Linked DNA regions of Homo sapiens: region 2 is linked to region 1. The links are chromatin loops, found by intact Hi-C in ENCODE. Cell type or tissue: spleen. All regions are shown on one strand.

Region 1 (8,000 bases):
CGCCTGTAGTCCCAGCTACGCGGGAGGCTGAGGCAGGAGAATGGCATGAATCCTTGAGGCGGAGCTTGCAGTGAGCCGAGATGGCGCCACTGCACTCTAGCCTGGGCGACAGTGAGACTCCATCTCAAAAAAAAAAACAAAACAAAAACTGGGGACTTCAACGCAGGGACTGTCTTTTACTCCTTGCTTATTACCCCTCAGAGAGTCTTATCTAGAACAAGGCACAGAGTAGGTAAATTCAGTAAATACCTGCTGACTTGAATTGAACCAAGTTCTTTAAAGCAGTAAGTCAGGAAATTTATGTGTTTTTAGCTAGAACACTGTAAGGTCAGTGACCAAACCTGGTTTAAGGCCCAGAGCCCCTGTCTGTCCTGTGATTAGTTGGCTGATCTCCTTATGTGGTGACAGGCTGTATGCAGATAAGCCTCTGTAGTGGCAGCAGCATTCTAAGCACCAACTGTGCATAAACTCATTGCAATCCTTATAATAACCCTGTGCGGTTATTGTCCCCATTCCACATGTGAGGAAATTGAAGCACAGCGAGGTTAGGCAACTTATCTGAGGTTGTGTAGTTTTTAAGTGGTGGAGCTAGGATTTGAACCCAGGCAGTCTGACTCTAGAGTCTGTGCTGTCAACTGCTATTCCATATTGCCAGGAGGGCCATTTGCTAGTGTCTGTCAAACTAAAAATACATTTATCCTTTGATCTAACAATATCATGTCAGGTTATTTTCTCTAGAGTGAGTCTTGCAACTATGAAAGTATATGTTCAGATTTATTAATTGCAGCATTATTTGTAAGATCAAACCAAGTTTCTATTTGTGATGGATTAGTTAGATAAATTATAGTACAATGGTACAGCGGAATACTATACAGCCATAAAAAATAAAATTCGAAGAAACTCGGTGCTCCAGGATTTTTTTTTTTTTCGAGATGGAGTCTTGCTCTGTCACCCAGGCTGGAGTGCAGTGGCACGATCTCAGCTCACTGCAAGCTCCGCCTCCTGGGTTCACGCCATTCTCCTGCCTCAGCCTCCCTAGCAGCTGGGACTACAGGCGCACGCTGCCGCGCCTGGCTAATTTTTTGTATTTTTAGGAGAGATGGGGTTTCACTGTGTTAGCCAGGATGGTCTCGATCTCCTGACCTTGTGATCCGCCCCCCTCCACCTCCCAAAGTGTTGGGATTACAGGCATGAGCCATCGCATCCAGCCCAGGATTTATTATTAAACATGAAAAGCAGTGAGCAGAATGGTGTTGATAGTGAATACTCCTGTGTGTGTGAGAAAATGAGGGCGAGGATCTGAACAATTTTATTATTTATTTATGCAAATATTTTTTATTTGCATAAGGAAGCACTGAAAGGACACATAGGAACTAACAAAAGTCATTTCTGGGGATGGGGGTAGCAAAGCGTTGGATGAGAATGGGGCGGGAACGAGGCTTTTCAACATACATCTTTGATTTATTTATTTATTTATTTATTTATTTATTTATTGAGATGGAGTCTCACTTTGTTGCCCAGGCTGGAGTGCAATGGCGCCATCTCAGCTCACTGCAACCTCAGCCTCTCAGGTTCAAGCGATTCTCCTGCCTCAGCCTCCTGAGTAGCTGGGACTACAGGCGTGCACCAGCACGCCCAGCTAATTTTTGTATTTTTAGTAGAGATGGGGTTTCACCATGTTGGCCAGGCTGGTCTCAAACCCCTGACCTCAGGTGGGATCCACCCACCTTGGCCTCCCAAAGTGTTGGGATTACAGGCATGAGCCACCACACCTGGCCTGATACCTTTTAGATCTTTGAACTATGTGAATATATTACCTATTCAAAAAAATAGTTGTTAGCATGATCCCTGGACTGGATGTCGTGGGTCTAATCCCAGCTCTTCTAGTTATTAACTGGAAACTTTGGCAAGTTATTTAATCTTTTCTTTGCTTACTCGTCTGTACAATGGGGATAAGAAATAGTTATTAACTCCTAAGCTTGTGAGAACTTAAAAAAAACCCAAGTAAGTAAAGTGCTTGGCACATAGTAAGTGGACAATAGCTGTTAGCTGTGAACTGTGATGATCAACATTTGGCCTTGAAAGAAGGTAGAGCTTTCCAAAGATCAGTTACTTGGGACCTCTCTTTAGGACAAACCAAGAGATGGGCCTGAGAGGAAACAGGATGTATATGTGTATTGTGATGGATGGCTTACAAAAATGACTGCAATGATTCCTCTTGTCCCTGTAGCCTGCCCTTTTGAGATGTGACTTCATGGCTCCTCCTACCAAAAATTTATTTCCTACCTCTTGAATGTGGGTTTGGCCCTGTGACTTGCTTTGACTAAAAGCGTGTGATAAAATAACATTTCATAACTCCCAAGGCTGGGCCTCAAGAGGCCTTGCAGCTTGTACTTTCTCCCTTTTTAAAAGCAGTTCTACCATGTAAGAAAGCTCGGCTTAGCCTTGGGGAGGATGAGACCCCATGGAGAGAAAGAGGCCCAGCTGACAGCTAGCACCAACAACCAGATGTGTGTGTGAGGCCTTCTTGGACCATCCAGCCTCAGTGAAGCTGCCAGATGACTGCAGTCGTATGAGTGATCCCAGGAAAGTAGAGTTGCCAGATTTAGCGAATAAAAATGTGTAGATAAATGTGCATTTCAGATAAAAAGCTAAGACTTTTTTTTTAGTGTAAGTATATTCCATGCAATGTTTGGGGCATAATTATACTCACAATTATCTGTTTTTTATCTGAAATGTGAATCTAACTGGGTATCCTATGTTTTATTCTGTAACTCTATAGGAGACACCAGCAGAAGAACCTCCCAGCTGAGCTAAACTCAGAACAAACAGCTGAACCAAAAAATTATGAACAAAGAGAATGATTGTTTTCTTCAGCCACTAAGTTTTGGGGTTGTTTGTTATGCAGCAAACAATAGCTGGTAAATGGCTGGTATGTGTATACACGGAGGGTCACGGTGGTGTCTAATCTATACTCTCACCTTGTTGGGCCTCCCCAGCAAATTCTGTCCTCTAGTCCTGTTTTTACCTATTTGAAGTCTAGGCAAGGCCTCGTTGGGTCTTCCTTTGTCTCCAAGTCCCTAACCCTGAATCAGCCAAGCTCTGCCTACACCCCAGCTCTATCCTATACCTTTTCCAATTCCCAAAGCACTTACTTGAGATGCGGATGGGGTGGTGCTGGCTTCTTGGACTCTTCACCCTGCTGGGAGGTACTACGGCCCTGCACAGGGGGCCGGGGCTGTGAGGCGAGGGTGGCACCTGGCTTGGAGGCCTGGTTTGGGGAGCTGCCACTGGATGCCCGGGATAGCTGCGGAGAGCCTGGTGACCTTTGCTGCTGTGGAGATCCGGACTGGGGGCTCAGGGGCTGCTGGCCTTGTGGGGAGAGCCTCTGTTGGGAGGGGCTTCCAGATCTCTGGGGCTGAGGAGACTGAGCTTGGCGAGGGCCTCCTAAGGGGCCAGAAAAAAAAAGGTTCAGTTCAATTTTTTTTCTTAGGATAGATATGGCTGTACACAAATAATGTTGCTTCAAGGATGTTCATTACAGTGTTTCTTATAATGGTGAAAAACTGAAAACCGTATAAATACCTAACCATAAGGAAGTAATTAGGAACATTAAGATACATCTGTATAATGGAATATGCTGTGGTCATCACATAGGATGTGGCTGAGTAATACTAAATGACACAGGATACTGTTGATAACATATGCTAAATATTATACTGCTGAACAAAATAGCTTAGAATACAGTACTTATGGTTTTATTTTGGCACATATGTAAAAACATATATAAAAAAGCAAGACTGGAAGACTGTACACTAAAACCAGTGTGCCTCAGACTTTAATGTGCATATGAATCACTGGGGATCTGGTCAAAATAAAGATTCTGATAGAGTGAGTCTCGGGCTGCGTTACGGACTGAATTGTGTTCACCCTGTCCCAATTCATATGTTGAAACCTTAACCCTAACCCTCAATGCAATTCTATTTGGAGATAGGATCTTTAAAGAGGTAATTAAAGTTAAATGAGGTGATACGGTGGGGCCCTAATCTGATAGGCCTGGTGTCCTTATAAGAGGAGAAAGAAATATCAGGAGTGTCATGTACCCAGGTACAGAAGAAAGGACACACGAGGATACACAAAGAAGGCTGCCATCTGCAGGCCAAGGAGAGAAGCTGTACCAGAAACCAACCCTGCTAGCACCTTGATCTTGTACCTGCAGCCTCCAGAACTGTGAAAAAAACATCTGTTGTTTAAGGCCCCCCCAGTCTATGGCATTTTGTTATCAAGGCAGCCTGAGAAAACTAATATAGGCAGGATCTGCGATTCTGCATTTCTAACGGGTTCCCAGCTTATCCTACGTTGAGTAATGAGACACTAAATAATCATTACAAAAGTGGTGAGATTAAGAAGGATTTTAATTCTCTTTTTTTTTTTCTCACGGGTATTTTCCACACTGAAGATGTATTTCTTTGGAAACAACGACAAGAATTAACTCTTACTTTTTGAGTTGCTCTCTAAACTTTTCCAAGAACTTTCAAAAGCAACATATCACTTGACCTAGAGAGGTCAGTAGGGAAGATACCATTCTTCTCACCACATAGAGGTGGAGACTGAGTCTTATTAAGGTTTCCCAGTTGGAAGAGGAGCCACAGAAAGCTCAAAGAGAATCTTGGTTTCTCCCTCTCACCGTACAGGGCACACAGGCTTCCACAAGCAAGCCAAGAGGCATCTAAGCTTGGGGATGTTGTAGCCACCCAGAAATGACTTTGAGTAGAATTCCAAGGCCCCCAACAATCAAGGTGCACTCTCCTAACCCTCAAATTCTGGGTGTCAGGGCTGTTGATGGTGAATTGCATTTTGCCAAAGCCGACTGGCTGCCCGTAGGTCTCTTCTCCCTACGACATGCTGCTGCTGGGAGAGTGGGGTTATTCTTGCCACGTTTTTTTGAGAGCACCGTAGGCACGTTAGGAGACTGAAAACTAAAAGGTGCTGGAACCCATCTCTGTGACTCTGTAACAATGGGGCTTCTACTGAGCACCTATTATGTCACCAGCTTTGGACTGGGCACAACAGCTCTGTGGGTTAGGCATTATTTTCATCCCCTACCCCCAGCCATGGGAGTGCTGTCCCTGGAACTCTAGAGAGAGCCACATGTATAATTACACATTTTCTAGTAGGCACATTTTAAAAAGTAAAAAGAAATAGGTGAACATAATTTTAATAGTGTGTGTGTGCGTGTATATAGGTATGTATGTATATATATAATTTTTAATTAAAGAGATGGGGTCTCTGTCACCCAGGGTAGAGTGCAGTGGCATGGTCACACCGCAGCAGTGAACCCCTGGGCTGAAGCCACCCTCCTGCCTCAGTCTCTAGAGTAGCTGGGACTACAGGCCCAACACCACTTTTTCTTTCTGCCTTTTTTTTTTTGTAGAGATGGGGTGTCGCTGTGTTGCCCAGGCTGGTCTTGAACTCCTGGCCTCAAGCAATTCTCCCACCTTAGCCTCCCAAAGTGCTGGGATTACAGGTGTGAGCCACTGTGCTTGGCCCCATTTTTACAGAGAAACTGAGACCCAGATATATTGTGACTTGCTTAAGATGTCACTACGAATAAGGGGACACGCCGAGATTCAAACCTAGATCTCTTTGACTCAAAAACCCTGTTTTATTACTTTTTCCTTTATGAAAACTACACCACGCAGGCTCGCCTGAGTCCTCATAACATCTTTATTGCTAATTAAGAAAAGGCGGCTTCCTTCAGCTGAAGCAGCTCTGAGCCAGATGCCAAAGGGGCAAGGACTAGATTTCAGCCAGCCTCCCTTACCAGATGTCACGTCAGCTGAGCACATTTTCAGAGGACATGCCACCTGTATAACCTCCATGACCTGTGGAGTCTGGTGGCCCTGACTCCACACTGGCACCAGGAGCCTCAGGTCCTGACTCAAGCCTTGCCATTAACTCGCTGTGTGACCGTGGGTAAGTCACTCCCCTTCTCTGGGCTTCTGGGCCCTCATTTGTAAAATAAGGTCATTGGACTGAACATCAAACATCCCTCCCGATCTGAACATTTTTGTGAGCTTGTGGAACACTAAATTGGATTAAATTGCAGCATCAGTTTAGCATCTGATTATATTACATGGCTTTGATTCATTACCTCTTTCATGATTGTATAGGCGAGTAGATGGGAGGTCACATTTATCTCAAACACCTCTAGGGCCAACCAGGTATGTAAATAAATAAAGCAGGCAAATATAAGAAAAGTAATGAGGCTTTCAAAAATTTGCCCACTTGAGATAAAAACAGTCCAGAGAACTATTTCTCTGAAGAGGTGCAAGCATAAAGAACATAGCAATTGCCCCTCTCTGTCACTATGGAAGTGAGGAGTAGGGCTGGAGGCAAACGCAGGAGCCCCTAGGAGCCCTTGCTCTGATCAAGGAAGCCGCTGTTAGTAACGCCAGGGACAGTTGCTGTATAGAAACACAGGCCCATTGTTTCTAGAGCTTCTGTGCTATCAAGAGATGCTGGAAATCTAGATGTTTAAGCAACACCTCTTGATTTTTTTTTTTTTTTTTTTTGAGACGGAGTCTTGCACTATTATCCGGGCTAGAGTGCAGTGGCGCGATCTCGGCTCACTGCAACCTCCTCTGTCTCCTGGGTTAAGAGATTCTCCTGCCTCAGCCTCTCAAATAGCTGGGATTACAGGCGTCCGCCACCACGCCCAGCTAATTTTTTGTATTTTTAGTAGAGACAGGGTTTCCCCATATTGGCCAGGCTGGTCTCGAACTCCTGACCTTGTGATTCGCCCACCTCAGCCTCCCAAAGTGCTGGGATTACAGGTGTGAGTCACCGCGCCCAGCTCACCTCCTGATTTTTAAATGTTGGTTACTTTTGGGTTTTCTAAACCCACCGCAGTTCAAATAAAACATTTGTTTTCTACTTTTATCTTCAGTTTCCCCTGATTCGCCTCCCTTCCCAGGTTGATATCTTAGAAAATGTGAATACCCATTCATTAATTCAGTAACTCTTTGTTGAGTCCCTATCATATACCTGGGATTTATCAAGAGAGACACCCTAGTTACTGGATTCAGAGACCAGAGTGCTAACCATTACCACTGCCCTAGTTATTTCTTTCGGCTTCTTGGCAAAGCAAACAATTTAGTATTTTTCATATGAGCACATACACAAAATATTAACATATATAGAAAGTATTTGCCTAAGCACAGACATGAAGCTTATTAAAAGAAAATTTCACTTTTACTGAGTTGAAATGAACAGCAAGTTCAAAATAATAATGTGATTTGTTAATTGGGGAACTCAATGAAAGCGTTGTTTTTCATTAGCCTTGTTATTTTTAATCTGAGCGTTAATTCACTGGGCATTTTCTTTAATTACCTTAATTGGTTTTAAATTGATTGTTTTTCAACTCACTAAAAGTGTGTTTAGCCTCATTTCCCTTAAAATAATATCTCTTTATCAAGCATGTTTTACTCTGGGCCAGAGAGGAAATCAGAATACAGTAGCTCTCTGTTTTAAAACGGCTCTGTTCAAATGTGCTTTTAAAAAGCAGGTCCCAGGGCAGAGGGGAAAGGAGGGTGTGGGGCAGAGGCACAGCCAGGAGCCTGGTAGAGTGAGGAATATGTAGTTTCGGAACACTTATTACTATAGAATTCTTGCTGGGTAACGGGGCACTGCATTAGTTACAAGGATTGTTAATAATAAACATGAAAAGCAATATGTATAAGACACACGTTATTAATAGTAAGCATTATGTCATAGTTATTCGTAGTAAATTATTAGTAGTAAGAACTGACACCTTCTACGCACTATCTCTGTGTCTGATGCCTTGCTAATTGCTTCACCTGCATTTATCTCATGGACAAGCACCCCATCCTTAAACATGGAAGCTGTTATTTCCTCCTTTACACTGAGGAAACTGAGGCCCCGAGAAGTAATATGACTTGCCTAACACTGCAAAGGCAGTGAGATACGGAACTGGATTC
Region 2 (8,000 bases), 680 kb after region 1:
TTGGGATATGATGATGGAAACAGATACAGTTATGTAAAAAGTACATTCTGCTACAACTAAAAAAGAATTTAAACAGCAGTTCCTAAATTTACTTATTATTAGAACCATTGACAGAGACAGTAAAAATAAAATCGCATCTTGGCTATTCTCTGGCTTTTCTGAATCAGAATCTCTGGAGCGGTGCGCCCAGGAACTAACATGTTTAATGAGGTCCCTGTTTAGCAAAGCCCATAGGTCAGTCTGATGCACAACCAGGTTCAAGAATCCCTGTGTTTGAAATAATGTCATTGGTTTTCAAAGGGGCTTCGTGGTGAGATCAGATAAATTTAGAACTAAAAGGAGACCTCAGATTCCTAGTCCGTGGTTTCACCCATAATACCACTCTGCCCCCAGAGTTACAGGTGCTGTTGAAATGTTGGCCAGTGGTGCTGGCAAGGTGAGCACAGACATGAGTGTAACTCTGTGAGTGCCACAACATAATCTACAGGGTTTCTAGAAGGGTCATGTAGGCATTGGTGAGTGGCCCTTTCAGCGTCCATGTTTCTTTGTCCAAAATACATTACAGGAACTAAAATATTTAAAATCATAAAAATTTAAAATTGAACAGAACCAACCATGGAAACATATTTCTTATGATGTGTTCACTAAGCACATTAATCATAGATTTTCCCCACTAGTGTATCAACACAGACTGAATCCTTAAACCTTTTAGAACTGGGCTCTTATATGACTTCAAGCATAATCAGAAATATTTTTCTGAAGATTCTTATATGAAAACTGAACATTAAGCATATCTAAATATACTTCTTATTTTCCAACCCTGGATTAAGGGTCAAACTAGAAATCTTTTCATTTTCTCTTCTGATTTTAAGAAAACTACCTTAAAAACTAATCTTAGTATCTATTGTTTATGAAAGGCAAGTGCAGTGACTACATAAAATTTTGTGGAAGAGTTTTACATATCATTAAGAGTATCATCAGTAAAAGGAATTATTATTTGCCCTTTTAGAGGTGAAGGAACTGAGACATCCGAAAGGTGTTTTGATGAATATCTCACTTGTGTGTTAACTCAACCCTCAAATCTCCTTGATGCTTTATTGGAACCACTGCCTATTAAAAGAACTTTCTTCATAATCACCATCCCAGGTGTGAGGTGGCATCTCACTGTGGCTTTGATTTGCATTTCCCAGATGATTAGTGATGCTGAGCATTTTTTTCACAAACCTGTTGGCCATTTGTGTGTCTTCGTTTGAGAAATGTCTTTTCAGTTCTTCTCCCCTTAAAAAAAAATCTGGTTGTTTACTTGCTATTGAATTGTATGAATTTCTTACATAGTTTGGATATAAACCTCTCATCAGATGTACAGTTAACAAATATTTTCTTCCATTCCATGGGTTGTCTCTTTGCCCTGTTAATTATTTCCTTTACTATGCATAAGCTTTTTAGTTTGATGAAACCCTATTTGTCTATTTTTGCTTTTGTGGCCTGTGCTTTTGGGGTCATATTCAAAAAATCTTTCCCCAGATTAATGTCAAGAGGCTTTTTCTCTGTTTTCTTCTAGTGGTTTTACGGTTTCAGGTCTTACATTTAAGACCTTAATTCATTCTGAGCTGATTTTTGTGTATGGGGTGAGATAAGAGTCCAATTACATTCTTCATGTGTGGATAATCAGTTTTCCCAACACCATTTATTGAAGAAATTGTACTTTCCTCAATGTGTGTTCTTGGTATCTTTGTCGAAGATCAATTAACTAATAAATTAACATTTTGAAGTTGCATTTTAATTTTTCCATTGTCCTACTTTTCATTTTATTTGTTTTTATTTTTCACATATAACTTTATTCTGATTCTGTTTATGATGTGTGTGTGTGTATGTGTATGTGTGTGTGTAATACTCTGGATGCAATGAGGAAAAAAGAATAAAGAGGGAGAGACTGAGAGAGAAGAGTGTGGGTAGACAAAGGAATGAAAAAAGTATAGTTTAGTTAATTTCTGGATATTTTAACCTAAATCACTAAGTACAACCCATTTTATTACTTTTTAAAAATATTATAATCAGTGAAAAAGCAAGAGAGTTTAAGGAACGAATGGGCAGGAAACCATTCAAAGAATATTGAGAAAAGCAAAAAGAGAGACAGTAAAGAAATCAAAGGAAGAAATGATAAAATAGGAACATCACAGCAAATCACATATGAGTAGAGTGATAAAGAAAGAAGCAGAGATAGATATAAGAAATCAGGAAGATAATCAGAATGCATTAATGTGCTATACAGTGCATTACACATCTGGTTAACATAATATGGATGTCGGCCGGGCACGGTGGCTCATGCCTGTAATCCCAGCACTTTGGGAGGTCAGGCATGAGGTGGGCAGATCACTTGAGGCCAGAAGTTCAAGACCAGCCTGGGCAACATAGTGAAACCCCATCTCTACTAAAAATATAAAAATCAGCTAGGTGTGGTGGTGCATGCCTGTAATCCCAGCTACTCAGGAGGCTGAAGCATGAGAATTGCTTGAACCCGGAAGGCAGAGGTTACAGTGAGCTGAGATCTTGCCATTGCACTCCAGCCTGGGTGACAGAGTGAGACTATAAAAAGTAATTTATATATATATGTGTTCATATGTTTTATATATATTGTTTTTATATATTATATATAATGTTTTATATATTATATATGTTTTATATATTATATATGTTATATATATTAAATATGTTATAGATTATGTTTTATATGTTATATATGTTTATATTTTATATATAATTTTACATATATATAAAAACATAGATGTCACATTATTAAAACAATATATTATTTAACAAAATATGATAAATTTTATACTGTCTGCATTATTCATGTCATAAATTTTTATACTTACTTTTTATAATTCACAGTTATTTACATAAAGACTAAAAGAGAATTGGCCCCAATTTGACTTCTTCTGTTTCAAAATCTATGGTATAGCTAAATGAAATATGTTTCTTTGTCCAAAGTTATGGTGAAATTGTTTCCTGGGGTTGTTATGGGCATAAATTAATTGCAGAAGAAAGTGCTTTGAAAAGAGTTCTAAACAAAGATAAATGGCTTATTTTATTGCAATCGTCCTTAACATATAAACTTACCTGAGACTTGCACGGCATGAACTCTTAGTCATTCCTCAGATATCCAGACTTAAGGACAGAAGGTCATTTGCCAAGTTTTTTTTAGCTGTCATTTTCCTATCCCATCAATTTGATTTTCAAGGTTTAGAGATGGAGAGTTTATTCAATTGATTAAATTTTGGATTTTAGTCTCTTCTGAGCCTAATGTCTGGGTTATATGAAATATTTTTAGTATAGATATTAAGAGAAGTTGACATTGAATGTTAAGAACTTCTGTCCATCCACTTCTTGCAGTCTCTACTAAGATTAAGGGTCAAAACTGGGCCTTGGAAGTAGACAAAGTTTGGTTTGTTGCTTCTTCTCTGGCCTCTTCTCAAGCCCCACCCTGCAGGCCACATTCTTGAGATGCCAGGGACACGGAATGATAGTGCTGGAAGACTCCTAAACTTCCATATTCCAACTGCGTAATCTTACAGAAAGGGGAATAGAGAGCCAGAGTGAAGGAGTGACTTTTGCCAGACCAGTCAGCATTACACCTAGGTTGATAGAAAGAGTGCTTCTCTTGACTCTCAGCCCAGAGTCTTAACCATCTGCTATTCCCCAAATCTCTAGACAACTCATTGCTCCGATATTTTAACTACCCTGTCAACACCCTAAAGTTGCCCAAGGTTTTTCAGCTTGCTAAGGGGATAATACATTAAAGGAATAAATTAACCAACTATTTATTTTTTAAAATCTGTGTTCAAGCATTTATCAGGAAGTGGTGTAGTATATGTGCCTGTATCAAGTTATTAGAACCGTCATATCTCAATCAAGATTTAAATTGGTTACTTTTAGTATAGAAAAATACCCTTCTTTCAAACAGATGCTCTTAAATATAATAACTATATATCTCCAAAAGGGGTAAGTTGACAACTCCATAATTAGAGTAAGACATTTGGGCATTCCTCACTCAGCAACTGGTAAAATGGTAAGCAGAGAAACGATCTGAACATTATGAACTATTCTGAACTAACTGGTATCTGTAGAAAACTCGACCCAATAATTGCAGAATACATATTAATTTTAAGATTTTATATTATATTTATCATTATTGGCTATATTTGGGGTCATAAAATAAGTTTTATTAAATTAAAAGATTGAAATTACCCAGAATACTTATCCGACATCAGCAGAATTAAATTAGACACAAGTAACAAAAGGGTAACTAAGAAAACCACAAATATTTGACATTAAATTATAGATTTACAATAATGTATGGGTCAAAGAAGAAATCAAAAAAGAAACCAGAAAACTGTTTGAATTAAATGAAAATGCAAATATATCAAAATCTAGATGATACAGCTAAGGCAATGCTTAAAGAAATATTTATGACACTCTACACTTCTATTAAAAAAGAAGTAGTGCCTAAAATTAATTTCTTTTTTCTTTTTTCTTTTTTTTTTTTTTTTGAGACGGAGTCTTGCTCTGTCGCCCAGGCTGGAGTGCAGTGGCGCGATCTCAGCTCACTGCAAGCTCTGCCTCCCGGGTTCACGCTATTCTCCTGCCTCAGCCTCCCAAGTAGCTGGGACTACAGGCGCCCGCCACCACGTCCCACTAATTTTGTTTTTGTATTTTTAGTAGAGACGGAGTTTCACCGTGTTAGCCAGGATGGTCTCGATCTCCTGACCTCGTGGTCCGCCCGTCTCAGCCTCCCAAAGTGCTGGGATTACAGGTGTGAGCCACCACACCTGGCCTAAAATTAATTTCTTAACATACCACCTTTATGAACCAGAAAAAGAAAAGCAGAGTAAACCCAAAGTAAATTAAAAAAAAAAAAAAGCGTAAGGATAAAAACCGGTATCAACAAACTGAAAAAGAGAGAAACAACGGAGAAAGATAAGAAAGCCAAAAATTGTATCTTTGAAGAGATCAATGAAATTGATAAATTTCTAGCTAAACTAGGCAATAGAAGACAAAAGAGTACATATAACATATAGGAAAGAAAGCAGAGTTATCACTAAAGATGCTGCAGACTTCAAAAGGGTATGAAGCAAATATCATGAACAACTTTATGGCATTCAATTTAGTAAGTTAAATGAAATGGGGAAATGTATTTTTAAAAGCAATTAGCTAAAACAATGCAAGATGAAACAGAAATTCTAAACAAACATATGTCTATTAAAAATAAAATTTGTAATTAAAAATTATTTTTATTAAGAAAACATTATGCCCAGATTGCTTCACTGATAAATTATATCAAACAGCAAATGAATAAGGAAATTCACCTTAAATAAAATTTTTCGCAAAATAGGGAAGAGGGAACAGTTACTTCATTCAACTTTGGGATCTCCATAACAATAAGAGTAAATACTAATAAGAATATTATAAATGAAAGAGCAAAAGGATGAGGAAGAGAGAGGGAGAGAGGAAACGAAGAATAAGGAGGAGGAATAAAAAAAGTAGAAAGAAGAAGAGGAGGAAAAGAGGGAGGAGGGTGAGAAAGGATGAAAAAAGAAGAGAAAAGAGAATTACAGGCCACTATGCCTCATGGCTTTACACTCAAAAGTCCTTAACTAGCAAAATGAACTACTCATGACTAGCATAATGTAAAAAAATACATACATACAACATACTAGCATAATGTGTAAAACTGATAATTCCCCATGATGTGGTTTTCCCAGAAATTCCATGTTAGATTAACATTTGAAAATTAATCAATTAATTCAATATATTAACAGAAAAAAAGCACTTTTGATTATTCAACAGATACAGAGAAAAACATTTGAGAAAATGCAAATACACTTTCATGGAAACAAAACTCAGAAAAATAGTAAGAGAAGGAATCTATTAAAGAAGAGCTACAAAAATCCCACTGCCAACATAATTAATGGTGAAATATTAAATATTTCCCACAAGAGTGGAAACAAAGCAAGGATACCTGCTCTTATAACTTGTATTCGATTTTGTATAAGAGGTTCCAGCAGTGCAGTAAGGCAAAGATACATAAAATAAAACAAAGAGCACAAATGTTTGAAAGGAAGGAAAACTGTCTTCATTTACAGAAAATGTGATTGTTTATATATAAAATTCAAATAAATTATAAAAATAATTACTAGAGTTAAAAAGTGAATTTATTAAATTTGCAGAATATAAGGTTAATAAAACTCAATTGTCTTATCTTCTAGAAATAAAAAAATGGTAAATGAAATTAAAAATTAATTTCATTTATACTAGCACCAAAAACATAAATGTAAATTTACTTAGGATTAATTTAATAAAAGAAGTATAATAGCCCTACTATAAATACAGAGTACTGTTGAGAGAACTTAAAGAAGTTCTAAATAAATGAAGATACATACAATATTTCTAAAATGGGAGTCTCAATTTTGTAAAGTTGTCAATTCTCCTCAAATGAATCTATATATTCAATGCACTCCCAATCAAAAGCCCAAAAGGCTTTTCAGAGGCACTGATAATCTAATCCTAAAATTGTTATGTAAATATAAAAGGCCTAGAATAGCAAAGCAATTAAAAAATAAGTGGTAGAACTGATATCAAAATTGACTATAACTCTATAGCAATCAAATCAGTATGGAATTGGTATATAAACAGACATATGGATCAATGCCACATAATAGAGTCCAGAAACAGACCCACTAAAATGTGGTCAAATGATCTTCAACAAAAGGCTGTGCAACAAAAAGAGAAAATTTTTATATCTATATAAAACATTGACATTGACCCTCAGCTCAAACCACATGTGCATACAAAAATTAGTTTGAAGCGGATCATAAACCTAAATGTAAAAGCAAAAATATGTAACCTCCAGAGCGGTGTGGTGGGTGGGGGGAACAGGAGAAAGACATTGATTAGGAAAATAATTTTTAAAAATATAACAAGTACAACGTATTAAGAGAAAAATACTAATGAATTGAATTGTATAAAGATTAAGAGTCTTTGCTCTTTGAAAGACATCTTTAAGGAAAGACACTTTTAAGACATCTGCAAGCTATGACATAAAATGTATATATATCTGAGACAGAGTCTCACTCTGCCACCTGGGCTGGAGTGCAGTATCATGATCATAGTTCGCTGCAGCCTCAAACTCCTCTTTTATTAAATTTTTATTTTCAGATATTTAGGGGGCACAAGTACTGATTTCCTACATGTGTATATTGCATAGTGGTGAAGTCTGGGCTGTTAGTGATTCACCAGAATTCTTAGAATTTTTAGAATATTCACCAGAATAGTGAATATTGTACCCAGTAGGTGATTTTTCAACCCTCACCTCCCTCCCACCCTCCAAACTTTTATAGTATATATATACACCGTGACACACACACACACACACACACACACACACACACACACACGTATCTAAAATACTATACTACATGGAATGTGAGATACATGTATATAGAACATTGTCTTCATCCAGTCCTCCGTAGATGGACACTTAGGTTAATTCCATACCTTTGCTATTGTGAATAGTGCTGTGATAAACACACTAGTGCCAGTCTCTTTTTGATATAATGATTTGTTTCCCTTTGGGTATATACCCAGTAGTGGGATTGCTGAATTGAATGATAGACTTTTAGTTCTTTGAAAAATTTCCATGCTGTTTTCCATAAAGGTCATACTAAGTTATATTCCCACCAACAGTGTATAAATATTCCCTTTTCTCCACATCTTTCCCAACATGTTGTTTTTTGACTTTCTGATAATAGCCATTCTGACTGGTGTGAGATGGTATCTCATTATCTCATTGTGGTTTTAATTTGCATTTATCTGATGATCGTGATGTTGAGCATTTTTTAATATATTTGTCAGCCGCTTGTATGTCTTCTTTTTAAAAATATCTCTTTGTGTCCTTTGCTTACTTTTTAATAGCGCTGTTTGAGGTTTTTTTTTTTCTTATG

Evidence for each region. Hi-C counts contacts between places; a loop is a spot of excess contacts. Peaks named below come from ENCODE experiments on the same cell type or tissue, not always from the same donor. Only the 100,000 strongest peaks of a DNase experiment are listed, where the experiment ranks them.
Region 2: it touches region 1 in a loop (6-fold over the local background); 8 of 110 quality-filtered maps call a loop at or near these places.

Annotation. Positions count from the first base shown.
Region 1 is chr22:32,514,888-32,522,887 of GRCh38, forward strand. SYN3 (synapsin III) reads right to left here. Exons shown (of 14, transcript NM_003490.4): 13 at 3,156-3,447. Among named protein-coding and RNA genes, the nearest start is that of FBXO7, 44 kb to the left of the region's middle. In spleen, no CTCF peak of the experiment used is centred here; a DNase peak (open chromatin) is centred at 3,273.
Region 2 is chr22:33,191,223-33,199,222 of GRCh38, forward strand. It overlaps a transcript of LARGE1 not described here. Among named protein-coding and RNA genes, the nearest start is that of LARGE1-AS2, 31 kb to the left of the region's middle. In spleen, no CTCF peak of the experiment used is centred here; no DNase peak of the experiment used is centred here; H3K27me3 peaks cover 345 bases.